Linked DNA regions of Homo sapiens: regions 1, 2, 3, 5, 6 and 7 are each linked to region 4. Evidence: chromatin loops called from intact Hi-C (ENCODE). Cell type or tissue: CD4-positive, alpha-beta T cell. All regions are shown on one strand.

The links. Hi-C counts contacts between places; a loop is a spot of excess contacts. Peaks named below come from ENCODE experiments on the same cell type or tissue, not always from the same donor. Only the 100,000 strongest peaks of a DNase experiment are listed, where the experiment ranks them.
Region 1: a loop joins it to region 4, with 7 times the contacts of the local background. A loop is called at or near these places in 25 of 110 quality-filtered maps.
Region 2: a loop joins it to region 4, with 15 times the contacts of the local background. A loop is called at or near these places in 9 of 110 quality-filtered maps.
Region 3: it touches region 4 in a loop (3-fold over the local background); 17 of 110 quality-filtered maps call a loop at or near these places.
Region 5: it touches region 4 in a loop (4-fold over the local background); 6 of 110 quality-filtered maps call a loop at or near these places.
Region 6: a loop joins it to region 4, with 5 times the contacts of the local background. A loop is called at or near these places in 7 of 110 quality-filtered maps.
Region 7: it touches region 4 in a loop (2.2-fold over the local background); 5 of 110 quality-filtered maps call a loop at or near these places.

The regions. Positions count from the first base shown.
Region 1 is chr2:239,379,250-239,383,249 of GRCh38, reverse strand. The region is part of intron 1 of HDAC4 (histone deacetylase 4); the gene reads left to right. Among named protein-coding and RNA genes, the nearest start is that of HDAC4, 20 kb to the left of the region's middle. In CD4-positive, alpha-beta T cell, no CTCF peak of the experiment used is centred here; DNase peaks (open chromatin) are centred at 1,379 and 2,139; H3K4me3 peaks cover 1,253 bases; H3K27ac peaks cover 1,254 bases.
Region 2 is chr2:239,880,674-239,884,673 of GRCh38, reverse strand. No RefSeq gene overlaps it. Among named protein-coding and RNA genes, the nearest start is that of MIR4786, 60 kb to the left of the region's middle. In CD4-positive, alpha-beta T cell, CTCF peaks have their summits at 1,970 and 2,183 (motif pointing right); a DNase peak (open chromatin) is centred at 2,223.
Region 3 is chr2:239,325,347-239,329,346 of GRCh38, reverse strand. All of the region lies in intron 2 of HDAC4 (histone deacetylase 4), which reads left to right. Among named protein-coding and RNA genes, the nearest start is that of MIR4269, 22 kb to the right of the region's middle. In CD4-positive, alpha-beta T cell, no CTCF peak of the experiment used is centred here; a DNase peak (open chromatin) is centred at 2,276; H3K27ac peaks cover 1,608 bases.
Region 4 is chr2:239,265,346-239,269,345 of GRCh38, reverse strand. The region is part of intron 2 of HDAC4 (histone deacetylase 4); the gene reads left to right. Among named protein-coding and RNA genes, the nearest start is that of MIR4269, 38 kb to the left of the region's middle. RefSeq lists an enhancer at 2,053-2,102. In CD4-positive, alpha-beta T cell, CTCF peaks have their summits at 1,703, 3,582 and 3,801; DNase peaks (open chromatin) are centred at 1,755, 2,385 and 3,995; H3K4me3 peaks cover 2,611 bases; H3K27ac peaks cover 2,222 bases.
Region 5 is chr2:239,033,599-239,037,598 of GRCh38, reverse strand. No RefSeq gene overlaps it. Among named protein-coding and RNA genes, the nearest start is that of MIR4440, 33 kb to the left of the region's middle. RefSeq lists an enhancer at 1,101-1,720. In CD4-positive, alpha-beta T cell, CTCF peaks have their summits at 1,896 and 2,098 (motif pointing left); a DNase peak (open chromatin) is centred at 2,128; H3K27me3 peaks cover 825 bases.
Region 6 is chr2:239,367,781-239,371,780 of GRCh38, reverse strand. The region is part of intron 1 of HDAC4 (histone deacetylase 4); the gene reads left to right. Among named protein-coding and RNA genes, the nearest start is that of MIR2467, 18 kb to the right of the region's middle. RefSeq lists enhancers at 1,683-1,842, 1,863-2,182. In CD4-positive, alpha-beta T cell, no CTCF peak of the experiment used is centred here; DNase peaks (open chromatin) are centred at 1,759, 2,010 and 2,519; H3K4me3 peaks cover 1,088 bases; H3K27ac peaks cover 2,595 bases.
Region 7 is chr2:239,620,915-239,624,914 of GRCh38, reverse strand. No RefSeq gene overlaps it. Among named protein-coding and RNA genes, the nearest start is that of LINC02991, 45 kb to the right of the region's middle. In CD4-positive, alpha-beta T cell, no CTCF peak of the experiment used is centred here; a DNase peak (open chromatin) is centred at 1,534; H3K4me3 peaks cover 420 bases; H3K27ac peaks cover 1,525 bases.

The DNA of each region.
Region 1 (4,000 bases), 110 kb before region 4:
CATCATGGTGGAGGATTCCCCCTGTGGGCTGGAGCCAGGGTCAGGGGTGGCCACGGGAAACAAGCACATCTTCCTCGACAAGGGGAGCCTTTGGGTGAGCGGGGTGAGATCCGTGAACTGGACTGTGAGACCGTGTTGGAGAACACTGGGTATTAAGCCAACCATGCCTGTAACGTGGGCAGTTACACAGTGAAATGAACACTTCACTTGAGTTGTTAGAAAGTGTAAGCTGTTGCTCACGCCTGTAATCCCAGTACTTTGGGAGGCCGAGGTGGGTGGATCACCTGAGGTCAGGAGTTCACGACCAGCCTGGTCAACATGGTGAAACCCCATCTCTACTAAAAAAAATACAAAAAAGTTAGCCAGTCGTGGTGGCTCATGCCTGTAACTCCAGCTACTCAGGAGGCTGAGGCAAGAGAATTGCTTGAACCTGGATGGCTGAGGTTGCAGTGAGCCGGGACCGCAACATTGCACTCCAGCCTGGGCAACAAGAACCAAACTGCGTCTAAAAAAAAAAAAAGAAAAAGAAAGTGTAAGCTGTTAAAGAAAGCTCCCATCACGGTGGGCTGGCTTTTCCTGGCCTGGCCCCACCCACAGGACCCCTGGGCTGTTTCTCCCCTTTGTGGGGAGGAGTCAGGGAAGCCCTGTTTGGGGGCCCATGTAGAGGGCAGAGCACTGTGGCTCCGGGGTTCAGTCTCTGAGACGTGGCCCATCTGGGTCACTCTGGGTGGTCCTACCCATTACATGATCAGAAAGGCACAAAGTAGAAAATGTGTATCTTGTATTGCCTGAGAGTTTTATTAAAGCATTTCCAGTATCATTAATATTAGAGGAACTAAATTGGTAGAATAGATCAGCAATACAAATAAGCAGTTGCTGTAATTGGGAAAAATACTAATGATTTAATTTGCATATGTGGCAGAAGCGACGTTTTATGATTGCTTTGATAATAAAAGACAGGCTGAGTATCACCAATGCACGCAAATAAAGAATCCATTAATTCTATTCATTTAAAAAAATGGTATTCCCAGCTTCTGCAGCGACAGTTTAACAATTAGCGTGCCTAATTTTAATCTGTTACGTGGGTGCAGGTCCTGACTAACTTGGGAAGGCAGCTCCTGCTGGTGTGAGTCTGTGCTGTCGCTGATTGTGCTGAGGAATATGGAGATCCCAGCCCTTGGGGAAGCAGAGCCCTTGGCCCTAGGGAGCCGTATGTGATCTGTATCACTGTTGGCTTTGGGGGCCTGAGCAACTGGGACTGTGTTGCCCTGGCTTCCAAAGCCCAGTGAGCAGTCTCAGCTGATGGAGTGTGTGTGTGTGACGTGGAACTGGGGGGCGGTGACTTCAGTCACTCTGGCTTGAGTCTATTTTAGGGGATCTCTCGCCTAGGAGGTTTTGCACCCTCCTCCCCCAGGGGACATTTGTCAGTGTCTGGAGACAGTTTTGGTTGTCACATCTGGGGGCGTGGTACTGGCCTGTAGTAGTTTGAAGCCAGGGTTGCCACTGAACATTCTACAGCACATGGGACAATGAATTGTCCGTCGCAAATGTCATTGGTACCTAGGGTGAGAAGCTCTCTTGTCATTAAGTCCAGAACATGAGCATTTATTTAGCATTAGAAGTAAATGGCACCGCATTTGCCCAGTATGGATTTTGTTCCACTGTACAGTCATAGAACTTAAATAGTAATTTTGAAAACTCTTGGGACAAGTTACATACATCATTTACCAGCTTGGGGGTGAGGAAATGAAACCAGCTTTCATTTACATTTTTTTGCATGTGAATAAAATGTACCTTTCTCCTCTCCTTTTCGTTTCTTTTCATTTCTCCATCTCTTTCAGATTTGAAAAATGGGTTTCGATTCCCCAGAACTTACATTTTCCCAGCCAGAGCGTGTTTTGCATGCAGATGTAGTTCGAGATAACAAAGAGGCATGTTTGTGTTGTAGTGACTACATAAAAAGAAAGGATATTGCTGAATTGTAAATTGCATTTTTAGAATATGCTAAAACGAAGCACTGAGAGTCATTTGTCTTCACTGCAGCTCAGCTCACTGCGTGTTTTCATTGTAGTGATTGAGGAAGGCGGTCGCGGGAGGCAGCTCCGTGACTCTTGGTTCCTAGACGGTTTCCTTCCTCAGAGCATCGCGTGTACGTCACGTGTTCAGGTGACAGCTCAGTCACCATAAATATACTTTAAACATCCTGATGTGTGTGTTGTGTGTGGGATGCTGTTGTTTCAGTCACTGCCAGTCATTTTCTCAGCTATCAGGACGTGAACCCGTGTTTGCTCCTTGCATCCGGGAGGCGCTGCTGAGGGGTGACCTCGATCCACAGGAAGTGTGCGCTGTGTACGGGAACGTTTAAACCGGGCATCCCTCGTTTTCTGAGATGGGACGTGAAGGCCGAGTGGAGATCGGTAGGCAGCAGCAATGCCTCTGAAGTTGGGGACAAAGCGGGAAAGAATCCATGTGAACAAGCAGTTTGGGCAATTTATTTGATTGTGTGTGTGTTTCCGGCTTTTAAATATAAAAAAAATTTTCAATTGTGGTAAGAAACACCTAACAAAATTAACCATTGTAACCATTTGTTAGTGTACAGTTCAGCAGTGTTAATTATATTCACGTGGTTGTGCACCCAATTTCTAGAATTTTTTCATCTTGCAAAACTGAAGCTATTAACATACACCCATTAAATAGCTATTCAATTAGAGTTTTTAAAGGCAGGTGGTTCTTCTGAAACACAAGGTTACTGTCAGGCCCGTGGTGAACTCAAATGTTTGCTAACTATAGAGAGAAAGATGGGAAAAAACAAATGTTTATACATACAATAACTATAGCTACACATAGATAAAATATGTCTATATTATCAATATAGAATACATAGTAAATGTGTATTTATAACATATGTATAATTTAATGTAAATGTACATTAAATACATGAATTATATAAGAAGTTAAATGTGTGCACGGACGTGTGTGTGCATATGCCCATCCTCGATTTACCCAAAGACGCGGGCCATTGCAGAGCTCGCGCATTCCGCAGTGGGATTTCTTCTTATTCCTCTGGTCCAGATCTCCAGAACTGATTGTGCTGTTTTCTTTCTCTGAATGAATCGAGCCTCATGAGGGCCCTCTTGGCTCTGGCACCCATGGGCCCACGCCGCGCCCCCGACCCCAGGTCTCATCCCCTTTTTCGTGCACGCCCTCCCAGCCCAGTGGAGTCTTGGCGCCCCCGGCTGGATGGCAGGCTGGCCACACTCCACCACGGGCCAGATGGAGCCTGCAGTCTGCATCCGCTTCCCCCCGAGTCACCCCGCAGCCAGGTCCGGAGCATTCCACTGTCTCCCTATCCCACTGTCAGTGTCTGCGTGCAGGTGCTGAGCCTGGCTTGGTGTTCTTCTGTCCTTTGTTTCCTGTGACCCTGTGGTGAGTGTGACCCCGTGGTGGGGCAGGGGCTGCTCTCTGGCCTTCCCAGTGGAGAGGATGAGCAAGGGGCCCCGGCAGCCGATGGGGGGCTTGGAGAAAGGGCGCTTACCCCACCCTGGGGCTCCTTGGGGCTGCCAGGGGAATGGTGCCCAGGCTGGCTCTGAAGATAGGGTAAGATGACTGGGCCACCAAGGTGGGGGCTGTGGGGAGCGCTAGGGAGGCCCTGCCAGGAGCCGGTGCCCTGAGAGCAGGGCGGGCACTGGGCCAGCTCAGGCCGAGGGGACCTGCCAGACCCCTCCTGGGAGCTTGGACCTCCTTGGGTAAGAAGGAGCAGACCTTGATGGGGCTGGGCTGGGGCTGTGCTTGAGGGACTGGAGGGTGACAGGCAGAAGAGGGCAGTGGCTCCACAACGGGTAGACGGGGTGAGTCTTGGTGTCTGTCAGTGACTGCCAGCATGCCCAGCATCATCACACGCTCTGCTTTCTCCTGGCACCGGCCTGGTGCGTCTCCCCGGGGCTCGCCCACCTGCGCGGGAGCCAGCACTTGCAGGGACCCACCTTCCTGGGTTGGTCAC
Region 2 (4,000 bases), 620 kb before region 4:
AAGTTTAAATCTACTGTTGAGGCCCTCTACTGACTTTTTTAATGTCAGTTTTTATACTTTTCAGAATTTCCATTTGGCTCTTTTATTAAAAAAATTTTCTATCTATTGATATTCTCTCTTTAATGCAACATTGTTCTTATACCTTTATTTTCTTTTTGCTCATCACCAACCTGGGAGCTAGCCCAGGCTAGGCCAGGTGCATGTGTAATAACCAAGTGGAGTAATGTACACTCCCCAGATCTTGGTAGCTTAGCATGCAGTGTAATATTTGCAGGCACACAGTCTACTGCTGGTCCAGCTGAGGGTCCCAGGCTCTGTCCCCACATGGAAGCTCCTCGTGGTGGGGGCCTGGCCACTGCAGGCTGTGGCTCCTCCGCTCCTGCCTTTGGAGAGCCTCTTCCCATCACTGTGGGAGGAGACAGCTGGAGGGAGAGCTGCAGCTCCTCAGTGCTTTCTCCCAGAAGCCACACGTGCCTCTCCTTTCCATGGCCCCGTGGCCAGGGTTAGCAGCCAGCAGCATAGTCTGCAGAGGCTGGTGCGGAGGGACTCAGTCTCCATGTGCCTGAGGGAAGGAACTGGACACTTGGAACACTGTCTGCATCCACTGCACTGACACTGGGCATCACCGTGGTAGGCCCCCAAGTCTGGACACGGCCTTCCTGAATCCCCTCTTTCTATGTAATGATGAAGCCAGGCTATTCATGCTGAATTCTCCCTGCTCAGGACAGTGCCTCTCTCCTGGTGACTGCCAGCAGGGCAGAGGGTGGTGTCTGTTCTATTGTGGGGAAATACTTTTGCTTAGCATTGCAGTGGGAGTGGGTTTTTACGGCCTGGTGGGGCAGCTGGTGGGCGATCGTCCTAGAGATCTTATTGTAAAATCATCTTCACGCCAGCACGACCTCCCTGCTTAGCTTTGATGACTGCACAAGGGGCTTTCCTCACTTCCAGCATGTGCTGCTGTGAACCTGCCTGGTCCTCTGTGTGGCTGCCACCCTCAGTGGGGTTGGGGTCCTGGGTTGGGGCTGTGTGTCCAGCTCTGGGGAGGCTCCCAAAGCAGGGATGGACTCCCAGGCAAACAGCTTGCCCTGGCAAATTGGACAGTAAATGTGACCGGGTACTGGGTGTCCATCCTACTTCAGATGCCCCCGATCCAGGGCTGCTGACCAGGGAGGAACTGGACTATCAGGGAACAGACACAGTGGCAGGAGCCCCTCTGTCGGTTGCCACACCTTGCTGGCCCCACAATCCATGGAGCACCGAGCATCTGCTTGTCCCCTGGGCTCTGTCCCACCCAGGTCCTGAGCCTCTTTGTTCCTGGCTGCACACGGAAGGGCATTGCCAGGAAGCCCTGGGATGCCCGAGAGGTAGGTTTGTGTGCCATATGGAGGGGGCAGCAGTGTCAGGCCTGTCATGCGTCTGTCATACATGTGTGTTACTCATGGAGTCACAGAGCTGGGGAGGAGGGCCCTAGAGTTCTTCTTGTCTATCTGCCCCTTCTGCAGCTGAGGATACTGAGGCTCAGCACAGGGACGTGCACCTCAGAGTGACTCAGGTGAGAGGACGTTGATCCCGGGTACCAGGTATGTTGGTGGGCTCCAGGCATCACCAGCAGCACCTGCTCCTCAGATAAGGCCCCAGCCTGAGGGCAGAGTTGACCTCCCCCAGTCCCACCAGCACTTAGTGGGCCTCCTGCCAGCCCTTGTCACAATCTGCTCATCCAGTGGTCCTCCATAGAGTATGAGAAACAGAGCTTGGCTCGATGCCATCTTTCCTGGACCTCAGAGGACCCAGTGGTCCAGACTGGATATTGTGGGCTCCCAGGATAGCAGAGCCACCTCCCACCCTCTTCCAATTGACCCCAAGCTCTTGTTTCAATCCTTCAGGAGACAGGAAGCTCTCTGCCTGCAAGTCTTACAGTTCACGTGCTGGAAAACGCTGATTAAAACCTTCTACTCAGCTGCTGTCTGACACTCAGACCCCAGCCCACAGCCCCTCTTTGGATTGCCAGCACATAGTGCCTGGACCAGGGCAGGCTCTCGGAAATAGTGGTTGAATGATGCACCCAGAAAAACCATCATGGTCTGTGGTCATGCCCAGCCCTCAGCTCCCTGCAGTTCCTCAGCCTTCCTTCCTGGATGGGTGCCTGCAGGACGGGCCTTCAAGAAGGAGCCCACAGGTGCACACCTGCCACCTTGACTTGGAAGATGTTCCTGAAGTCGCCACCAGATGGAGCACCTGTTGGAGTCTGAAACGTCTCCCGCTCATCCCTATGCTTTGGGTCAACAGTGACTTTAGCATTGACTCAGTAAAGAAGAGGGTGGCCTGTTCCTGGGCCAAACAGGGATCCAAAGACTCACAGATTTCATTTTTTTCCAATAACCAAGTATCTCACACACAGAGACAAGTGCGGAAGGTAGATGTCACTCACCTGTGCCCACCACCAAGAACTAACCAGACTCGCAGTTCAGGGAGTACTCTGGCCACCCCTGTGCTATGAGGCTTCGAGGCTTTCCCAGGCGGTGGTGGGGTGACCTCCAAGTGCAGGTGCCCACAGCTGGGCAGTGTCCCCGTCCCCTTCTCTGGCTGTCTTGGGACACAGGGATCCAGCCTGAGGGAGCCTCGTGTGTTTCTCCACTTGCTTGGTGCGGGACCTGCGGATAAAACAAGGCTGAGCACCCGCCTCTGTGCCAGCTGCTGCTGCTCCTTTTGTTTTTGGTTGTTTTTGTTTGTTTGCTGTGGCTTGCCTGGCTGTTTAGGGAGACTATTGGCATTCGCTCCAGGAAATCCTCTCTGGGATGGAAGTACTTATTCACGCAGGCGGCTGGATCGAGGGAAGCACAGTTTCCAGCAACTCCGCTTGGTTATGATTAATGGAGATAAATCTGCCCAAGAGAAGCTAAATTTAGCCAAAAGTTGAGCCCCCTGCTTCCGCACTCCGCCCTCAGGCACCGGCAGAGTGTGTGTTGCTGTTGGCCAGAGCCCAGATAACATCAAGAGGTGGAAAACAATCCCCAGAAATCTGAAAAATGTAGAACAAGGAAAGAAAATGTTCAATCCATCAAAACAAACAGAGATACAATCTCACCCCCCTTGGTTTTTGTACCACTGGGTTTAGGGGAAAAGAAAACAAGAGACTGAATGAGAGAGATATGCATTAAAAACACAAAAAGATTGAAGACAGGAACAGAGTGCTCCCGCACAGGGTCACAGGGCTTGAGAGACCCCGGACCCTCAAGTGCAAGGCCCTGGTGGGGCAGGGCAGTGGGCAGGAGGGAGGCCGGGTTCCCCAGGGTCCACGCCAGGTGTCCCTCAGCCCTGGCTTCCCTCCCTCCATGCGTTGCGTGCTCACCTTTTTCTCTTCCCGACCCTGGCTGTTTCGATAATCTTCAGGCTTTGAGAGTGAATGCATTACTCCTGTCATTTATCCCACAAAGATGTACTGTGCTGGGCACAGGCAGGTCCTGGGCCTGCAAAGAGGAATAAGATGGTCCCTGATCCCCAGGACTCGAGATTGCTGGGAGGGCGGCCCAGATGGAGGTGGGAAAGCTGGAGGTGGCGTCTGGGCTGCCCTCTGGGTCTCCAAGCAGGTTCTGGGGTTGCAGGGCTCTGTGAGCTAGGGGAACCCTGCTGGCATGCTGCTTGTTAAGATCATGCTTCTGGTGGCTTCTGTGTCTGGTTGGAATGCTGGGGGGTGGGCACTGGGGAAGCATTAGAGCCCACGATTTGGGCCCTTCTTGTTTTGATTTCGGGTAGTACACCCTTAGGAAACACTTTGGGAGCCACAAGCACCCTACAGATGAAGTATTTTATTATTTTTAATAACTGATCATGAATTCAGGGACCATGAACCATCCGCCTGAAGAGTCAGTATTGCAGAAAGTTTGAAGCATTGAACTCACATTTCAGGAGTGCTGGGTCACTGTGATGGGCTCTGGGGAGTGACCGGTGAGTAGCAGAGGGGCACAGTGAGAGGTGACGAGTTCCTGAAGGTCCCTCTCCC
Region 3 (4,000 bases), 60 kb before region 4:
ATGAGTGATGGTAAACCATAAAACTCAACTCCTGAGAAAGGAATTTTACTAGCAGATAATGGAGGGTTCCTGTCATTCCAATAGGAGGACCCGCCTTTGGGGTCTGCACAGCTGGTGGGGTCCCCGTGGACCCCTTCTGAGTCCTTCTGGGAGTGGGCTAGCCCAGGATCGGCTGGTGGGGAGGTAGCTGCACTGGGGGGGATGTGGGGGGTTGGCATTGCAGGACCTTCCATGCCGCCTGCCTCCATCTGGGGCCAGGAGTTGGCCCTGGGCTCTGCCTGTGGGTCCTGGGTGTGCTGCTGCTGCCTGGTGGCCTGGGCCTGGAGGAAGGAGCTCAGCTTACACTCCCAGCCTTTCAGGCAGGTTCGCAGCAGCCAAGTGGTTTCTTAAAAAGAATTCCTCCTCCCTTGATTAATTTCTGGCATGCTGCTTCGGGGAGCTCTTGCGTCAGTAAATCGTCATAAACCCCCAGTTGTCTGGATCAGACATAAACACCAAGCCCAGCTCCACCGCTCCTGACTCTTGGCCAGGGCTGGCCTGCCCTCTGAGCTCCGGGCTGGGCTGCTGGAGATAAAGAGGGCCAGCGGGCGCCCGAGAGGTCAGGCGTATGGCTGCACCCGACAAAGTCCTTTTCTCAGAGGTGCCGAGCCTGGCAGTTCGGATGTGTGCTGTGCTCGCTGGGGGAGGATGCCGGGCACAGATGTGATTTATTTCCTGAAATGTTTGGTGTTTCTTTTTCCTCCCCCACCAGCTCCCCACTCTCATGGATAGGATGTTTTCCTCGTTGGGAGTATTTGCCTCCTTCCAGTGGGCATTCTGTAGGGGTTAAGAAAGATCCCTGTGTGTGAGGCTTGCACAGTGTTACATTCAGGTCTGGGAAACTCAGGGGCTGGACAGCAAGTACCTCACTGTCCAGATCTCAAGGACAGAATGCCTTACAGAATGCTTCCTGTTGCTCACAGCAAACCTCATCTTAAGGCCTTTTCAGCAGCGTTTGAGATCGTCAGGAGGTCCCGGACTACATTCATCCTGCCCTTGTTTTTGTAGAACATTTTTCATCTGGGGTACCCGTGAAGAGGCCAGAAGCCTGGGAGCTGGGTTCCCCACAGTCCTGGGTTACCGGGGAGCACACTTGGGCCAGCGCCAGGGCTCCTCCAGGGTGGCTAGAAGAAAGAACTTGGGCCTCCAGTCATTTCAGGGCTGATTCAGGCATTTGGCAAGTATTGATTGAGCCCCTGCTATAGGTGGATGGTGGGAATGTGTGGCTTTCAGCGTGTCATCCAGCTTACATTGCTCAGGGCGGGGACCAGTCACTGGCAGATGTGGAGGGATGTGCAGTGAGGGGCCTTGTGGACAGGGCCAGGCATGGGCCTGTACAGACATTCAGAAGAAATGGCAGCCACCCCAGGCCCCTGGATGGTGTGTATGCGGGGAGAGCATGGGAAGGAAGACTGTCCAGAGACTGTCCAGGGGCCTCTGCTGGATGTTAGCTTGCAGGGAGCAGTGTGGGCCAGGAACCAGGCAGGGCTTGGCCATGCCCATGAATTTGGCCAGGGTGTCTCTAGGCTTGCTCTGGGTTTCCGAGGGCCTGCAGGGCACAGGCACGCTTTGGGGAGGCTGTCAGGCCCTGGTTCTGAGTCCCATCCTGTGAGCCAGGCAGTCTCTCTGGGAAAGCCCTGTAGGCAGAAGGGCAGTCCCGGGCCAAGTCTGGGCTGGCTGGCTGGGGGCTAGCGTCTGATTTCAAGATTGCAGTTTCGACTTGTTTTCTGCCTATGCACATAAACTGTGGTATGAACCAAATTTAAGGGAGTTTCATGAATGAAAAAAAGTCCAGGCTGTCTACGATAATTAACTTTGTGTGTAAAATTGAGAAAAGACTTCCGTATTGTAGCTGAGGGGCAGAACAGCTGAGTTTCACTCGCTGGACACCTGGGCTCTGCAGAGCAGGTTCTGAGGGCAGGGGACCTGGGCCCCAGTTTCTGAGCTGCATGGGGGTGCCTCCCAACCCCTGGGGAAGGGGAGGAACGTTCATCGGGCCCCGGCTTGCCTTATTCATGCCATTGGCTCAGCCGAGCCCTGGGCCACCCCGTGGGAAAGGCACACCCTCCCTCCCAGGTGGGTACGGCTAGGCTCCCAGGGCAAAGCCAGGTGCCCCAGGAAACCCAGCTGCCAGCAGAGCCAGGCGAGGCTGCCGCCTTCTGACCCCAGGCTCTTGTGGCTTCCTTGGGGCTCTGCTTCTCAGATTCTGAAACATTTGTTCAGCGAAGGCAGTTGGTGAATCATCCTAGTCAGGGTTTTTTTCCAGAAACAGGTGCACCGCCAGTGAGTGATGTGGTCTCGTTCAGACTGTGCCTCTCATGCCTGCACTCATGGCCTGGGAAGGTCGTACCCCTGGGCCTGTTGTGCACTTCTCTTTAGCAGTATGACAGGGGTGACCTCTGTGTGCTTGGGGGTGGCATGTGAACTGCCCCACAGGCTCCCATCAGCATTCAGAGAGGCCTCAGGTGCGGTGGATGTGGGGGTCTCGGACCAGAGAAGCAGCCAGCTGCTGGCTCGCTGGGATGCCCATGGCCCCAGAAGTATCTAGCAAATCATAGAGAGTTTAAAACATACTGCCATCTGTTGTTTTCTTCCAACTCCTTGCTTTGCCATTTATTCTGTCTTGAAGATTATTTCATATCAGTTAATAAAGCAATCCCTGATTCTTTTAATAAATAACATATTTCTTTTTAATTCTTGAAATAACACTTGGGTGTTGTTTCTGTCTACCAACATGTATATTAATTTCTTTGTTCATCATGCTTTTTTATTGTGGTAAAATATACATAACATAAATTTATAATTCTAAGCATTTTGAAGCGCACAGTTCAGTGGCAGTAAATATTTTCCCATTGTTGGGCAACCATCACCACCATCCATTCCCAGAACGTTTTCATCTTCCCGAACAGAAACTCCATACCTAGTAAACAATCCTGTTTCCCTCCCTCTGGCTGCGGCACCCACCATTCACCATTCTGCTTTCTCAGCGAATCTGACTCCTCTAGGGCCCTTCTGTGAATGGACTTGTATTTGTCCTTTTGTGCGTGGCTTCTTTCACTTGGCATAATGTGTCAGGGTTCACTCGTATTGTGGCATGGTCAGAATTTGGTTCCTAAAACTTTTAAGGATGAGCAGTCCATTGTGTGCATACATCACATCTTATTTATTCCATCTCTTGGTGGACCTTTGGGCCGTCTTAACTTTTTGGCCATTGTGACTAATGCTGCTGTGAACATATGTGTACACACGTCTCTGAGTCCCTGCTTTCACATCTTTTGGGTATATACCTTGGAGCAGAATTGTTGAATCCTATGATAATTTTGTGCTTAATTTATTATTATTTTTTTTTCATCCCACTCTGTTGCCCAGCCTGGAGTACAGTGGTACAATCTCGGCTTCCTGCAGCCTCTGTCCCCCGGGGTTCAAGTGACTCTCGTGCTTCAGCCTCCCGAGTAGCTGGGACTACAGACACCCGCCACCACGCCCGGTTAATTTTTGTATTTTTAGTAGAGATGGGGTTTTGCCATGTTGACCAGGCTGGTCTCGAACTCCTGACCACAGGTGATCCACCCGTCTCGGCCTCCCAAAGTGCTGGGATTACAGGCGTGAGCCACCACGCCCAGCCCTGTGTTTAAGTTTTTAGAAACCACCAAAGTGTTTTCCACAACACTGCACCATTTTATGTTCCTGCCCACCACGTATGAGGGTTCCAATTTCTTCACATCCGCACCAATATTTTTTATTTTCCAATTTTGAAATAATAGTCATCCTAGTGAGTGTGAATGGTATCTTATTGTGGTTGTGATTTGTATTTGCCTAATAATTAGTGATGTTGAACATCTTTTCATGTACCTATTGGCCGTTGGCATATTTTCTTTGGATAAATGTCTCTTCACGTCTTTTGCCCATATTTGAATTGGGTTGTTTGTTTTTTTGTTGTTGTGTTGTAGGGGTACTTCAT
Region 4 (4,000 bases):
TGTGAATGTATGTGGGTGTGTGAATGTGTGTGGGTGTGTGAATGTGTGTGGGTGTGTGAATGTGTGTGGGTGTGTGAATGTGTGGGTGTGTGAATGTGTGTAGATGTGTGAATGTATGTGGGTGTGTGAATGTGTGTGGGTGTGTGAATGTGTGTGGGTGTGTGAATGTGGGTGTGTGAATTGTGTAGATGTATGAATGTATGTAGATAATGAATGTATGTACGTCTGAATGATGGGGGTGCTTGGATGGCTTCCATCTGCTGGTAAATTAGGTCTTAGTGTGCACAGTAAGAGGGTCTTCTAATTGAACGTTTCCAATGGTAGCTCCTAGAATCAAGCCGCTGGAAGCTCAGCTATGGAAGTGATGGGTCCTTGAGATTTCTTGCCAGTGCGATTAGTCTTTCTTTAAAAGCCAGCTCAATTCCATTCTTCTATGTCGCCATTTCTTTGTTTCTTTCCATTTTGTGGGGGTAGGGAGCCTGGCACCATCCACCTGGTGCCCTAAGGTCCCCTGGTAGGCTTCTGCACAAAAGCTTGCCTGTCTGACCCTGTTCTTGGTTGACAACTGATGAAAAGGCTAAGAGAAGTTCAGTTCTCACACCTGGATCTCTGCGGTTTCCTGGGGAGTCCTGTTCCCTTTTCTCTGTCCAGCCCTCCTGAGGGGCTGTGTCCCTGACAGGAAATGGGTGGTCACCTGGGATTACCCTGTCTTCCTTGGCCTGCAGGCCATCTAGTCACAGGGCAGGTTCTTCTGTCCCTCCAGGTGGTCATGAGCACCAAACCGATTGTACTGTGGAAATGCTTGGTAAAAGCCAGCAGGGAAGAAGTATGTTGATTCCTTTTTGTGGTAAGTTAGAACTCAGAGAGAAATTTGTTTACTTTCATGATGAATATCTTTATCCTTGACATGTGGCTTATTTACTCAGCGTCTTTTCAAAATCACACTTTATCCTGAGAAAAATCTAGACCCAAGTCTAATCTCTGATCTCTTGGGTCACTCTTCACAGTGTGGAATGGGCCCTGCTCCTTCCAGGACAGGCCTGCCTAGGGCTGTCAGTGGGGCCTGGCCCGCCAGGGCCACCGTCCTGGCCACCAGCCCGAGTCTGGGAGTGGCCAGCGCTGTTGGCATTCCCAGTTTGCTGAGGACCAAGTTCACTTCCTCCAGCACCCATTCCAACTTCCTAAGGAGAAAGCTCAGCAGCGAGAATGGGATGAATTGAGCAAATAAAAAAAATTACAACCAAGTGAATTTAAACCCCTCTCAAAACATTTTCTGATTATTCTGGTAACTCTTTGACCTAATTTGGACAACAGTTAGAGAAATTCAGATTTATGCCTGGAATTCAAGTATAGCCTGTAGCTTGGTGTGTGTGTTTTAAGTGCTTGATATTTGTCTTTTTAGGAAAGTGCACTCATTCTTAGACGAGACGGTATTTGAAAGACTGTTTGGAATGTGCAGAATTACCATGTAAGAACTCAGAAGCTGGGAACAATGGCAAGCGGCTGGCTTTGGGTGGAAACTAACCAGCTGGCTGGAGCAGTCTCTGTCCTTGACGGAGGGAGAAGCCTGCGAGGGGATGCAGAGGACCTGCCCCAGGGCAGAGCTCTTCGTGAGGGGCCTCGTCCCTGTGATTTGAGTCCCCATTGCCGTGTAGAAGGGCGCAGGGCCCCTGGCACAGGCCTCTTCTGTGGAGCCCTCCAGGTCTGCCTTGGCTCAGGGCTCCGCCTCCTGGTGAGGAAGTGTCACGGAGCTGTGGTTTAACGTTTCCGGTTTGTGGCTAGTTTCTTGTGTGTACAACTCTCTATAGCTGTGCCAAGCCCTTCCGGGAACAGTTGTAGATTTTTGCTGCCTTCAGCACGTCCTCAAGGGTTTGGGGAGTCCTTGCTGTCCACCGTTGTATCTGGGGACCCTGGGCAACTGCTGAGTGGTGCCATGGGCCCTGGTGCTCCGCTGGGAACTGTTGGCCACTGGTGCTCTTCAGACTCCATCGGCTTCCTCGGGAGGGTCTGTATCAGAGGCCGTCTGTCTGGTGTGATATGGACGGGTGTGGTATGCGTGTCCATGGTCACGGATTAGTGTTTACGAAGTGTAATTATAGGTGCAGTGGATGGGAACTTTCTGTGGGCCGGGCACTGCCCTAGATCCTGGACGGTGGTAGGTCCCACCATCTCCCAGGTCATAGATGGCAACATCAGAGGTCAAGTAATGTGTCCAGTGCCACAGGAGTGCTAGGTGGTCAAGCGGCACCCCCCATGCAGTGTACAGCTGCCGCGGAGACCATGTGGGCACTTACTCTCCCTCTGCACAGCTGTGAGCACCAGCTGTGCACAGCCACTGTGCCCAGGATGCCCAGGGTGGTGTCCTGAGAGATTACCAGTAGCCCTGCCTTGTCCCCTGTGGCTTAGGGGACCTCCAGTGGTTAGGGCTGGGGGAGACGAAACTAATGACCTGGTGTCCCCTGGGGAAGGCCACAGCACCTGGGTGTGGGGTGGAGCAGGAGTCCCAGGAGCTATAGAGGCCAAGCGGGTGCCTTGTAGACACCGTCAGTGCTGGCTAAGTGAAGGAAGAGCCTCTTCCACTTTACAAGCTCACAGTCCCCTTTGGGCTACCTGGAAATGGTGACATTGGGAGGGTCCCAAGAGGCAGATGTAGAATGTGGAGACAGAGGGAGAGAGGGTGGGATGTGAGCTGTGAGCTGCAGCGCTTGCCTTTGGGTGTGTGGAAGCCATGATGATTTCTTGGCCAGTGGCTTATAATTTCCCAGAGGGAGCAAAGGTGTGTGTCATGAAATCGTGGACTCTTGCCTCGGGACAGCTGGTATGTAATTGTTAGCCTCATTTGTCCTCAGCAGCCCCGGAGGCACCTCTGGAATAGGTGGGGGTAGCATGGCCAGCACAGGGCCAGGCCCCCCTGGGCAGGTGGGCTGTGAATCTGTGCTGCAGGCAGGATGGCTGTGCGGAGGTCATGGAGGGCTGGGCAGGCCAAGCCAGTGGCTTGCAGTGCAGGGCATTGAGGACAGTCAGAATCTCAGTGTGGGCTCCTGGGACCAGGGTCCCGGCCTATGGAGAATCAGGGGCACGTTTCCCACCTAGCGGCTCTGCTACAGGAAGTAGGCCTGCCTGGAGTGTGGGCTCCCTGCCTCGGGCACTGTGCTGGGATGCCGGCGAGGGGCTATGGCAGTGTGGTGGGCTCCGGCTGGCCTGGCCCCTTGGCCTTATGGTTCACCTCTGGTCTCAGCAGCCTTCACTGGCTGGCAGCCCCTCTGGATGCCACAGCAGCCTCTGCGCAGGCTTAGGGGCTCTGTGTCCCCCTCCCTGTCCTTAGAGGGGGAGCTGGGCAAGGCAGGCCACGCTCCTGCCATACGGTTGGTGTATGAGGATGGACAGGCAGCTCGCTTTGGCCTCACCTCATCCCACCAGGCCCAGGAGGTCAGTACTCCAGCCTGATCGGGGCACTGCCCACTCAGCACCAGCCAGCCCATGGCATGGTTCCCGCATTCCCATTCACCCCCAGGACCTAGCAGAATGCTTGAGCTCATGCATAACCTTAAAATGGTGTTTGGAAGTTCCAAGAAGCCTGGTGTCTCTGACACTGTTGTTTGGGATCCTGCAGAGCTGGCTGACCTTGAGCCTGCACCCAGCCTGGTGGCTGTGTCTTTGTGGGGTGCCTGTGTTGGTGCCGGCGCTGTGGCCTGGTGAGCATTGGCATCACCTCGTGTTCCTGCTCTGTCCTTTGTGCCTCAAGGCTCTGCGGAGCAGGAGAGTCAGGGGCAAAGGGAGGGCCTGGGTTCCCGCCCCACCGCACCTCCCCCCAGGAGGGCTCTTCACCTGTCCCACATGCAGTGCCCAGAAAGCACAGAGGGGTGGTGCTGGGAGGCCACTAACAGTGGGGTTTTTCTTTGATTTTGGAAGTGCTGTTTCTGAGTGGGAGGCCTTGGCTTCTCTGGAGGAGTGATTTATTTTGAAACCACACCCATTGCTGGGCTAAGATTGACTTCCT
Region 5 (4,000 bases), 230 kb after region 4:
TTGTCAGAGCCTGGCCCGGGCTGATTAGGACAGGGGGTGATTAGGTCCTGAAGGGAGAGTCGGAGAGAGGAGGCGGCTGGGGGTCTGGATGGCTTTGCACACGCACCACGGGAGAGTGGGAGAGAGGGGTGGCTGGGGGTCTGGATGGCTTGCACACACACCACGCACATGCTCCGAGGGAATTATTTTCTATCCCTAGGAATCCGCCAGCCCTGGAGAGGCACCTCCTCCAGTCAGTGAGACCCCGGATGCCAGGGCAGCACAAATGCAGCGAACAGGAAAGACAGAGAACCCACACGGCCTAGGCGAGCACCCCAGAGGGCACCCTCCACCTGCCGGCAGACGGCCCATCACACCAGGGGCTCTGCATCTGGGGTGCCCCAACAGTCTGTGGGGGCTTCAGAGCTCTGGGACCCCCTGAACACTGTGTGCAAAGTTCTCTAGGGGGAGGGCCTGTGTGTGCAAAGTTCTCTAGGGGGAGGGCATGGGGTCTTCATCTGATCCCAAGGAGGTCAGCTCCCCGCGTCTCGGGATGATTCTGAAGCCCTCAGCCCATCCTCGATGTCCTGAGCCCCCTGCTCGGCCCTCAGTGGGGCTGGCTGTTCTGCTGCTGCTACTCCATTGGTTTTTCCTTCTCTCCTGCAGGGCACCTCGGTTCAGGGACAGGTCTTGTTACCTGGGGCGGTAGGAGGTGCTCACAGAGTGTTTGGGGTACTCCCGAGGTCAGGGCTGAGCTACCAAGGTCAACACAGAAGAACAAGTGCAGGGTCTTGGATAGACCCTACCCAGCCTGGGAAGGCCCCGTGCTGCTGCTTCAGGGACGACGCTCTGCCCTGTGCCAAACCTGCAGTCGGGACTGTGCCCAGCAGCCCAGCCTGGGAGACTGATGGGTGAGGAGGCAGGGTCCTCCTGCCGGCCTTGGAGTGCAAAGGCAAGAGGGAAGCCAAGGAGAAAGCCCCCCAGAGGAGGGCTGGGCACCCTCCCCGGGCCTGCGTGCCAGACGCACCAGGCAGGAAGCAGGAGGGGGCGGGGCAGAGCAGGGCAGGGCAAGAGCAGGTTGGAGACTCCTGAGCAGCCTGGCCTGAGTCCCTGGATCCTTCCTGTGGCTGCGCTGTTTTCCCCTGTCCCCACTGTGGTGCCTGTGAGCCTCTGCTGTGGGTCGCAGCAGGAAAACCCTCTTCCCCCAGCCCGCTGGGCCCAGGCGGAGCTGGGACTGCAGATTCACCAAGGATGCCTGCGTGACCCTGTCCAGAGATTCTTTCCCGCCAAAAGCCAGCTGCATCCCACCCATCACCACAGGGACAGTGACGCCTGGCCAGGCAGGGGCATTCAGGTAGTGGCACTCTGCCCTCTTGCACCTCTGAAATGTTCGGGCTGCTTGGCAAAGGAGCTAAGAAGACTTAACGTGGCACACACTGCACGTTTCACAACTGAGTGACTGGGAGCCCCTGACCCCTGGCTGCCTCTCACCTGGGGACCCCACCTCCCCTGACCCCTGGCTGCCTCCCCCTGGGGACCCCACCTCCCCTGAACCCTCACTCCTGACCCCTGGCTGCCTCTCCCCTGGGGACCCCACCTCCCCTGACCCCTGACCCCTGGCTGCCTCTCCCCTGGGGACCCCACCTCCCCTGACCCCTGACCCTAACCCCTGGCTGCCTCCCCTGGGGTTTTGGCATCACTGGCACCTAGCCCCTCTGCTAATCTCTGCCCCCACCCAAGGCCCCTCCCACAGCTGGCCTGGGGAACTGAGTTGCTCATTAGGCCTGGTGGAGATTAATGTCATCAACTCCAGGCGATTTTCGCTGTCATTAACGGTGTCCAGTCCCCTCCAGCAGGAGGGAGGACGCGCCCACTGAGGCCGACTCTGGAGGCCTCCGAAGGCCGCGGTGCCCACGCGTGGAACGCCCTCCAGGCCTCGCTGCAAGGAGGTAGAGTGGCAGGGCTGCACGCACCTGACTCCAGGCTGGCCCAGTTTAGGAGACTTGGCCCACGGGGGAGCCCGCAGGAGAGCGGGGCTGCTAGGCTAGGGGGTGGGCGCGCCTGGCGGGGACCCCCACCTGCCCCGCCCCACCCCACCCTACCCGGCTGCTCCCACACCCAGGCCCCGCTGGGGAGGCTCGTGGACTCCATCGCCACCTGGTGGTGCTGCCTGGAACCGCGGCCTCATCCGGAGGCCCCACCCCACCCAGTGCCCGCCAGCCCTGGTCCCAAACCCTGACCCCAGCCAATGATGGAGGTGACAGTGGTGCGGCCTGCAGAAGCCAGGCGCCTCAAACCATTCCCCAATATTCTGGGGAGACACAAAACTGACAAAGTGAGACTCCCCCCACCCCCCTGGGAAGCGCAGGGCACTTTGGTGGACCTCCTCTGCGGTCTCCTCTGCCAGAGGATCCCAGGGCACAGTCCACCACTGCCCCATGGAGCAGCCCGTTGCTTTCTGGGCGGTGAGGACCCGGGACGTCCTGCCTCGTGCTGGGCCGGGATGGCTGCTCTGCACCCGCAGCTCCCACGTGGCCCTAAACACCTGCTTCACTCCTCACTGTCTACATGGGCTGCCAGGCACTGCCAGCCTCTCCAGGGGCTTTCATGGTGGGGACAGAGAACAGACATACAATGGCGTATGTCAGGATGCTGGGAGATGCGCCAACTAGGAAGGTAGGGCAGGGAGGTTGGGGGTGACGGAGGGGCAGGGCAGGGGGTGACAGGTAGGTGGGCCAGGGAGAGCAGGGAAGGGTTGCTGGGGACATGCCAGATGGTGCAGAGGAGGCAGGAGGCTGGGGGGTGGGGAGCAGGGCAGGAGGGCCTTGGCTTTGGACAGGATGAGCCGAGTTCTCTGTTAGTTTATTTAGAACCTTGGATAGTTGAGCCTAGAGCTTGAGAAATAGAAGCCTGGCTGGAAATAGAATCCTGAGCCTGTCAGCAGTTAGGTGGCATTTATGGCCACAACATGGAGCAAAATAACGAGGGAGCGAAATAACAAAGAAGAGAAGAAACACCGAGCCCCAGAAAAAGAGGCTGGAGAGAAGAGGAACCGGCAGAGGAGGCCAGGCAGGGTGAGCAGTGTGTGGGGCTGGGGAAACCCAGAGTGGGGGGCTCCAGCGATCAAGGGGTCAGCAGAGGGGAAGGTGCCATCCATGGACCGAGGAACAGCCGGGAGATTGAGCACCATGAGCACACAGCCCCCAACACCCCAGCTCCTCCGTGCTGCACACACACCCTCCTGGCACACCTGGGCACCCGCCAACCTGGTGTTCCACCGTAAGCACAGCACTGGGAACCAGATCCAACCATCAGGATGTGGTTCCCCCAGAGCGATGGGCAGGCCTCACTGGTCAGGACTTCGCGTCTGTTTCACCCTCATGATTGTCGTAAGACCTGCTGTTTACTGGGGCTTTACGATTTCCTGGAACTATGCCACATATTTACATATTGACTCCATCCAAACTGACAGCAGCCTGCCTGGAGAAGTAGGTGTTACTCTTTATGGAAGAATAAACTGAGGCTCCTAGAGGTCCAGAAACTTGACCAAGTTTCAGCAACTGGTTTTCAGTAGGAGCGCCACCATTGGTGCCAGGGCTGCCTCCTGATTCCAAAGCCCCAGGTAGGTACCCGCCAGGTGGCCTCCAGCCCCAGCCATATTTCCATTTGCATATTTGCACCTCATTAGCAACTTCTTTTGAGCTAGAAGACCTGAAAAATGCTCAGGACATTTTCAATTAATAAGTACTTCAAATGGAATTACAGAACTTTAGGTCACTGGTGCCTCCCAAATAGGGATGCTCAGCCAATCTGTGTGGTGTTGAAGAGCCTGGGGCAGGAACATAACCAACAGGTATTTACTGTTCTGGGCGTGTCCACGTGTTCTTCTGCAACCGCAGGTTCTATTGTCTAAACTCCCTGTAGTGAGTTGAGGGGTGCCCCCCAAAAAGATAGGTCCATGTTCTATAGTCTCTGGAACTTGTGAATGTGTCTCTGTAGATGTTAAGCTCAAGATTTTTTT
Region 6 (4,000 bases), 100 kb before region 4:
GGACCACAGGTAAAGGCCCGGGCCACGCCGACAGAGGCTCCAGTCTCCATCCTGCTTGTGCGGCCATGCCTGAGCCAGGTCCCCTGTGCTGTTGCCACACACGTGTGTGTGTGAGTGAGTCCGTGCGTATGTGTGTTTGAGGTTATATGAGTGTATTTGTGAGTGTGAATGTGTGAGCATGAGTGTTTGTGAATGTCTGTGGGTGTGTTACACTGTGAGCATGAGTGCATGTTTGCATGAATGTGATCGGGTGTGTTTAAGGTTATGTGTGTGAGCATGCATGTTTGTGTGTTTGTGTTAGTGTGTGTGAGTGCCTGGGTGTGAGTGTGCAAGTGTGATTGAATGTGTGAGTTTGAGGTTGTGTAAGTGCATGCTTGTGTTTGTATTAGTGTATAAGTGTTAGTATATGAGCGCATGGGTTTGAGTGTGCGTGTTTGAGTGTGTTCATGATTGTGAGTTTGTGGTTATGTGAGAGTGTGTGTGAGTGTATAAGGATGTGTGTATGTGATTGAGTGTGTGAGTTTGAGGTCATGTGTGAGTGACACACGTGTTTATATGTTGGACTCCTTGTTGGAGCCTGGCCTGAGTGGACGGGGCCGTGGTGCAGGCCAGAACAGGTGTCTGCACAGACAAGGTGGCCTGAGGCGCAGGGTTCCTGCCTGGACAAAGGTGGACTCTGTCCTGGGTGATTCCCTGTCCCAGCTGGGGCCTGCCCTGTGGCTGCCAGGAGCTGAGGAGTGACTGACTCTGGGGGCGACAGGCTGTGGGAAGCCCTGTGGTGTGGACAGCAGCTGCACATCAGTGGCTCCAAAGGGCAGAGGGTTAGAGCAATTGCCCTAGATGGCAGCTGTCATCGACTATCCAACTAGGAGATGAGGGGCATGTTGGTCCTTCACCTTTATGACTCATTTAGCTGTCTGTAATTCATCCCAGGAACGTTCTTAAAGTAATCATCATCATTTTGAAAAGACCCAGCATGATGCGGGGATGAGCTGTGAAGACAGGTTTTCAAGCCCAAGTCCAGTGGGTGCTCAACCAGCTCCTCTGCTCGGCTCCTCCAGGCGCCGCAGGGCTGCAGGTGCACCAGCCTTTCCACCAGGTGCCTGGCCAGCACAAGAGTCCTGCTCTCCCGGAGGCCGCTGTGCAGGATCAGCTCTGCACTATCTGTTGCCGTTAACCATACAGTGCATGACCTCCTGAAAAACACCAGACATGCTTCACAGGCCCCAGGGCTGGCAAGGCAGGGAGCAGGGAGGCCTGGATTCAGGGGGGCGCTGCAGGGAGTCCAGAGTGCCCGTGCTGACTGGGTTTGGTCTGTCTCTGGGCAAATCCAGTTTTACAAGTCTGCTAAGTAGCAGTCTTTAAAACTGCATCTTGATTGGTGTGGCACCTGTCTCCTGCCTGCGAGAACCATACCTGCTTTTACTCTACCCTTTAACAGGAGAGCCCCGAGCCATGTCTTTCAGTGGGATCGAGGGAGTTGGAACATTTCAGAGCTGTGGGGTGCCTCCCTCAGCGCAGCATTTTGGACCTCTAGCACCACTCTCTGACGGTTGTTGGTGGCCCATGGCTAAGGGTTGCATGGTTGTCTTTGCATTTTTAAACTCTGTTTTGACCCCGCAGAGCCCCTTGGGAAAAGTCGGGATGCTACCCTCACTGACCTGCCAGTCCCGGGGACACAGGGCAGACGGCCTGCCGTCCTGTACAGGGCCCCGTGCATCTGGGCGTGCTTTTCTCTGCCTCATGAAGTGTGTCGCCAGCCACGCTGCAATCATCTGTTCTTTAAGAGAAAGAAAAGTGGAGATGACAGGATGTGGCGGTCCTATGATTCTCTCCGCCCACCAGGGAGGAATGGGAAGTTCCCATCAGGGCATGACGCCACTTTCAGTACAAGCCTTCAGGCATCTGTGCCACTTCCTTTCATGCACCCTGCACTGTCCTCAGCTCCTTTAAGCTCTTCATTTCCGTTGTTTTCTATGAAAGGTGGCTACGATTCTGTGTGTTCTGCTTGAGAGAAGGTGGCCCAGGCCTGCTGAGACGTCATGGGCCGTGTCATCCAGCAACCTGGCTTCCGAGGCGCTGTGTTGAACACTTCTTGACTTCATGAGTTTATAAGTACTTCATGCCCAGCTACACCGTGTACGCGGAAATGAGAGCAGGGCTTGACCCGTCTCTTGATTATCTGCAGCAGTTTTAATTTATTTTAAAATAGAAATAGCTTTGCTTTTTACATTAAAATAAAAATGCTTTTTGTAAACAATTGCAACAATAAATAAACTTAGAAAGTAGGAGTTTAACGAACCTCTGAGTTTCGCTCACATGCTTGGGAAACCAACCGGGTTAGCGGGACTGTAGCTTGGAGACATTGCAGCCCAAGCGGCTGTCTCTGGGGAGCCCTGTGGCTCCCGGGCTGCCCACCCCCCGCCGGGCAGTCGGCTTGCTGCCACCAGCAGGTGTGAGCTCCAACCGTAGACATGCTCTTGGTCCAGACGTCCATTTATTGGGACCCAAAACTCAGAACTGTGGGCAGTTCAGACCTGGAAAGATGAAAGGGGACCGTCGGGGAATGGGCCGTGCTGCTGTCTTCCTTCCCGCTTGTTGGCATCTGTCCAAGCCTTCCCTCCTTTCTTGGAGACTGTCACCAGAGAGGGCCTGTCTGTGTCTTGTCAAACAGAGAGGATTCCTCCCTGCCGGCGAGCCTGTCCACTGCCTGTGTGTGCAGGTCCTTTGTCACCTTCCTGCAGCTTCCCTGGGGTCACCAGGGGAGTGGTGTGTCACCCGTGGGGTTGGCATTCACCTCCCCCCAGGTGAGGGCTCTCTGACGGCTGTGAATAATCACAGCAGCAGGTACCAGGATTGTCTGCGGGTTCCCATCTGCAGGGCAGCCTCAGCTGTCGATGCCGACATCGATAGTTTTGAGTAGAGTTGGGGAGGAACTTGGGCTATCACCTGGAATCAAAGCACCTTTATTTACTGCTTTGGTCCGAAAGAACGCAACACTTAGGAGGGTCCACTCCAGCAGTGATAAGCACCTCACCTGCAGAACAGGGAGGGCTGCCTGCCCAGGTCTCCCACCTCACCTGGGCAGGAGAGGCACCTGCAGCTTGAGACAGGCATGGAGAGGACGGTCCTGACCACTGAGGAGTGTCTGTGTCTGGAGGAAACAGCCTGTGCCCCTCTCCTCAGGACGGAGGCCCTTCACTTGTACCCCCCTGTTATCCCCCAATGGAGAAGGAAGTGGGTGGGCGGCTGGGACACGTCAGTTTCCAGTTTTTCTTGCTTGGCACCCTGTCAATCTTGAGTTTGTTTCAAGAAGCTGTTCTGCTGCCTTGATGAGACCCCCTCCACGTGAAGAAAGGTGAAATGCAGCAGCGCCAGCCACGCAAGATGGTACTGTGCTTTGGACGGTGCATTTCAGGGTCTTCTCATCGCCCCCTTTGCTAGTCCCTGAATTCCTCACAGCCAAGTTCCTGTGTCTCTGCGGGCCCCACATCCCTCACATCTGACATTCAGGGCCCTCCTGTGTCTCCGAAGGAAGAGGGTTGGAACACACCTGCAGAGCCACGGTTCTCAAACTCCGGAGCCCTTCACACTCCTGCAAATTAGCATGGACTCCAAAGAGCTTTAGCTTCAATGATTGAGATGCACAGGCTGACTGTCGTTCTGACGTGCTTGGGACCAGAAGTGTTCAGGCTCTCAGAGTTTTTGGATTTTGAAGTATTTGCGTATACATAATGAGATATCTTGGGGATGGGACCTGAGTCTAAACATGAAATTTATTTATTTATTTATTTATTTATTTTGAGACGGAGTCTTACTCTGTCGCCCAGGCTGGAGTGCAGTGGTGTGGTCTCGGCTCACTGCCACCTCCGCCTCCCAGGTTTAAGCGATTCTACTGCCTCAGCCTCCCTCCCGAGTAGCTGGAATTACAGACATACACCACTATGACTGGCTAGTTTTTGTATTTTTAGTAGAGATGGGGTTTCACCATGTTGGCCAG
Region 7 (4,000 bases), 360 kb before region 4:
ATAACTAAAATCAGAGCAGAACTGAACAAAAGTGAGACCTAAAAATCAATACAAATAATCAACAAAACCAAGAGTTGGTTATTTGAAAGGATAAACAAGATCAATAGAATGCTGGTTAGATTAACAAGAAAAAGAAGGAAAAGATCCAAACAAATACAACTAGAAATGACAAAGGTGACATTACAACTGATCCCACAGAAATACAAAAGAACTTCAGAGGCAGTTATGAGTAGATCTATGCACACAAACCAGAAATACAAAGGAAATGCATAAATTCCTGGAAACACACAAGGTCCCAACATTGAATCAGGAAGAAATTGAAATCCTGAACAGACCAACATCAAGTTTTGAAATTAAATCAGTAATAAAAAATCTACCCACCAGAGGAAAAAAAAAAAAAAAAAGCCCTGGGCTACATGGACTCACAGCTGAATTCAGATTTATGAAGAAGAGCTGGTACCAATTCTGTTTTGTTTTGTTGAGTTGTTTGTTTGTTTGTTTGTTCGGGAGGCAGAGTCTCACTCTGTTGCCCAGGCTGGAGTGCAGGGCCACAATCTCTGCTTGCTGCAACCTCCGCCTCCCAGGCTCAAGCAATCTTCCCACCTCCCAAGCAGCTGGGACTACAGGAGTGCCCCACTATACCTGGCTAATTTTTGTATTTTTTGTAGAGATGAGTTTTTGCCATGTTGCCCAGGCTGGTCTTGAACTCTTTGGCTCAAGAAATCTGCAAGCCTCAACCTCTCAAAGTGCTGGGATTACAGATATACACCACCATGCCCAGCTGAGCTGGTACCAATTCTACTGAAACCATTCCAAAAAATCGAGGACAAGGGACTCCTCCCTAACTCATCCTGTGAAGCCAGTCTCACCCTAGTACCAAAACCTGGCAAAGACACAATGAAAAAAGAAAACTACAGGCCAATATCCCAGATGAATAGACACAAAAATCCTCAACAAAATACTAGCAAAATCCAGCAGCACTTGAAACATGTCATTCATTGAATACAACTGTCTAGCCACGTGCAGAAGAATAAAAGTGGGTCTCTACCTCTCATCATATACAAAAATTAACTTGAGAGATTAAAAATTTAAATGTAAGACCACTCAAACTATCATAATTCTAGAAGAAAATCTAGAAAAAACCCTTTTCAACATCATCTTTGGCAAAGATTTCATGACTAAGTTCCCAAAAGCAATTGCAACAAAAACAAAAATTAACAACTGGGACAATTAAACTCAGGAGGTTTTGCACAGCAAAGGGAATTGCCAGCAGAGTAAACAGACAGCCTGCAGAATAAAAGAAAATACTGCAAACTATGCATCTGACAAAGGTCCAATATCCAGAATTTATAAGGAACTTAAACAATTCCATAAACAAAAAACATAGGCAATTAAAACATGGGCAAAGGTCACAAACAGACACTTCTCCAAAGAAGATGTGCAGGTGACCCACAAACATGAAGAAATAATCAACGTCATCAATCATCAGAGAAATGCAAAACAAAACCACAGCAAGATACCATCTCACACCAGTCAGAACAGCTACCATTAAAAAGTCAAAAAATAACAGAAGCAGGCAAGGCTGCAGAGAAAAGGAAATGCTTCTGCACCGTTCGTGGGAACGTAAATTAGCTCAGCCACTGCGGAAAGCAGTTCGGAGATTTCTCAAAGAATTTAAAATAAAACTACCATTCGACCTAGCCACCACTGGGTATATAAACAAATCATTTGGCCGGGCGCAGTGGCTCAGGCCTGTAATCCCAGCACTTTGGGAGGCCGAGGCTGGTGGATCTCTTAAGGTCAGGAGCTCAAGCCCAGCCTGGCCAACATGATGAAACTCTGTCTATACAAAAAATACAAAAATTAGCCGGGCATGTTGGTGGGTACCTGTAATCCCAGCTACTTGGGAGGCTGAGGCAGGAGAATAGCTTGAGCCTAGGAGGCGGAGGTTGCATTGAGCCGAGATAGCGCCACTGCACTCCAGCCTGGGTGACAGAGAGAGACTCTGTCTCAAAAAAAAAAAAAAAGAAAGAAAAACAAACCTTTCTACCAAAAGGACATATGTACTGTATGTTCACAGCAGCACTACAAATAATTATAGCAAAGACATGAACCAACCTAGGTGCCTACCAGAAGTGGATTGGATAAAGAAAATGTGGTCCATATACACCATGGAATACTACTTAGTCATAAAAAAGAATAAAATCATGCCCTTTGCAGCAACATGGATGCAGCTGGAGGCCATTTTCCTAAGTGAATTAACAGTAGGGCAAAAACCGCATGTTCTCACTTACGAGTGGGAACTAAGCGTTGGGTACACGTGGACATAAAGATGGGAACAATAGTCACTGGGAACTACTAGAGGGGCAAGGGCTGAATAACCACCTGCAGGATACTACACTCACTACCTGGGTGACGGGGCCTTTCATACTCCAAACCTCAGCATCACGCAATATGCCCACGTAATAAACCTGCACGTGAACCCCCTGAATCTAAAATGAAAGTTGAAATTGTTTTTTTTTAAAAAATCTCTTTGGAGTTGAGTGCATAGAAGAATAAATACATAAATGAAAATCTTCTTTCTAAGGGCGGAAGCGGGGTAAGAGTTGAAAAATTACCTACTTGGGACAGTGTTCACTAGTCAGGTGAGAAATACACTAACAGCCCAGACTTCACCATACCATATGTGGTATATGTAAGAAATCTGTACTAGTACCATCTAAATATATAAAAATTGAAAAATAAAAAAAATAAAAAAATAGAAACTAATTTCCATGGAAAATCACACTCTGAGGTACTGGAGTTAGGACTTCAATATATGAATTCAAGGGGACACACTTTGGCTCATAAAGGATAGAGAAGACTCAGTGAGACAGAGCGAGGTCAGGTGCTGTGGGAGCTTGGAACCACTGAGGATGGGCCAGTATCCCTGGTGGATGGCATTGAGCCGAGTATCAGAGGATCACACCGACCAGGGCTGCAGGAGTGCCCGGGTCCACAGGAAGGTGGCAAGGCACACAGCAGCTAAGCCGTGGGAGAAGCACCGCATGCGGAGGGTGGGAGTGCCTGACTCTCTCCCACCCACACCCCCAGCCCCAGGCTGCACCCGCCTCTCCAAGCAAGCATGGCCAAGCACTGGGATTGAAATCCAGGCAGACACCAACCCAGTCCTCACCAAGTCGATTAACACTGGACTGAGATGGTGGAAAGGAGTTTGGCTAGGACAGAGGCTGAGATATTAAAGACTAGAGTGCCCAAAACTTGGGGTTCAATTTGAAGTATTTGAGGGGGTAAGAGAGAGGACCAAGAACAGCTCCCATGTTAGAAAGATGCAGCTCGAGGTTAAGGAGGAAGCAAGCAGACATGAGCACTCACAGTTGAGCCAAAGTGAGGGTTAGGTGCCTGGGGCTGTCCAGGCAGTGATGGCCAATAAGCAACGGTCAGGCCGAGCTCACGTGGCGCAGCAGGGCTGGGGCTAGTGACACAGAAAATGCAAATGAGATCACCAGGGAGATTCATTGTGTCATCCACACAGTCATTTATTCACTCAACAATATTTATTGAGAATCGAGTGAGATGATGCCTGGACATAATGCTGGCTCTGAGGATACAGTGGAAGTGATCAGGAGAAATCAGGGACTGCCCTCACAGAGCTTGTAGGCCTGTGGGTAAGCCCAGTTTTGAGGGAATCAAGCATCAAAAACACTTTGGCATTGGAGAAACCCACTCCCAGCTTTGAGGGAAAGAACATTGTCAGCAGCGTTGCTTGTGAGACCAAAAGACTTGGGAACAATGTAGATGTCCACCAACTGCAGAAGAAATAAGTTATCTGTGATTTACTCAAACATCAGAATGCAGCATGGTGGTGAAAACGCACTGATTCTTGCTAAATGCATTAACATGGATGAATCTCAGGAACATTATGTAAAGTTGAAGAGCAGGAATCCAAAGAACATATTCAGTGTAATTCCATCTACATGAAGTTTTAAAACATGCAAAG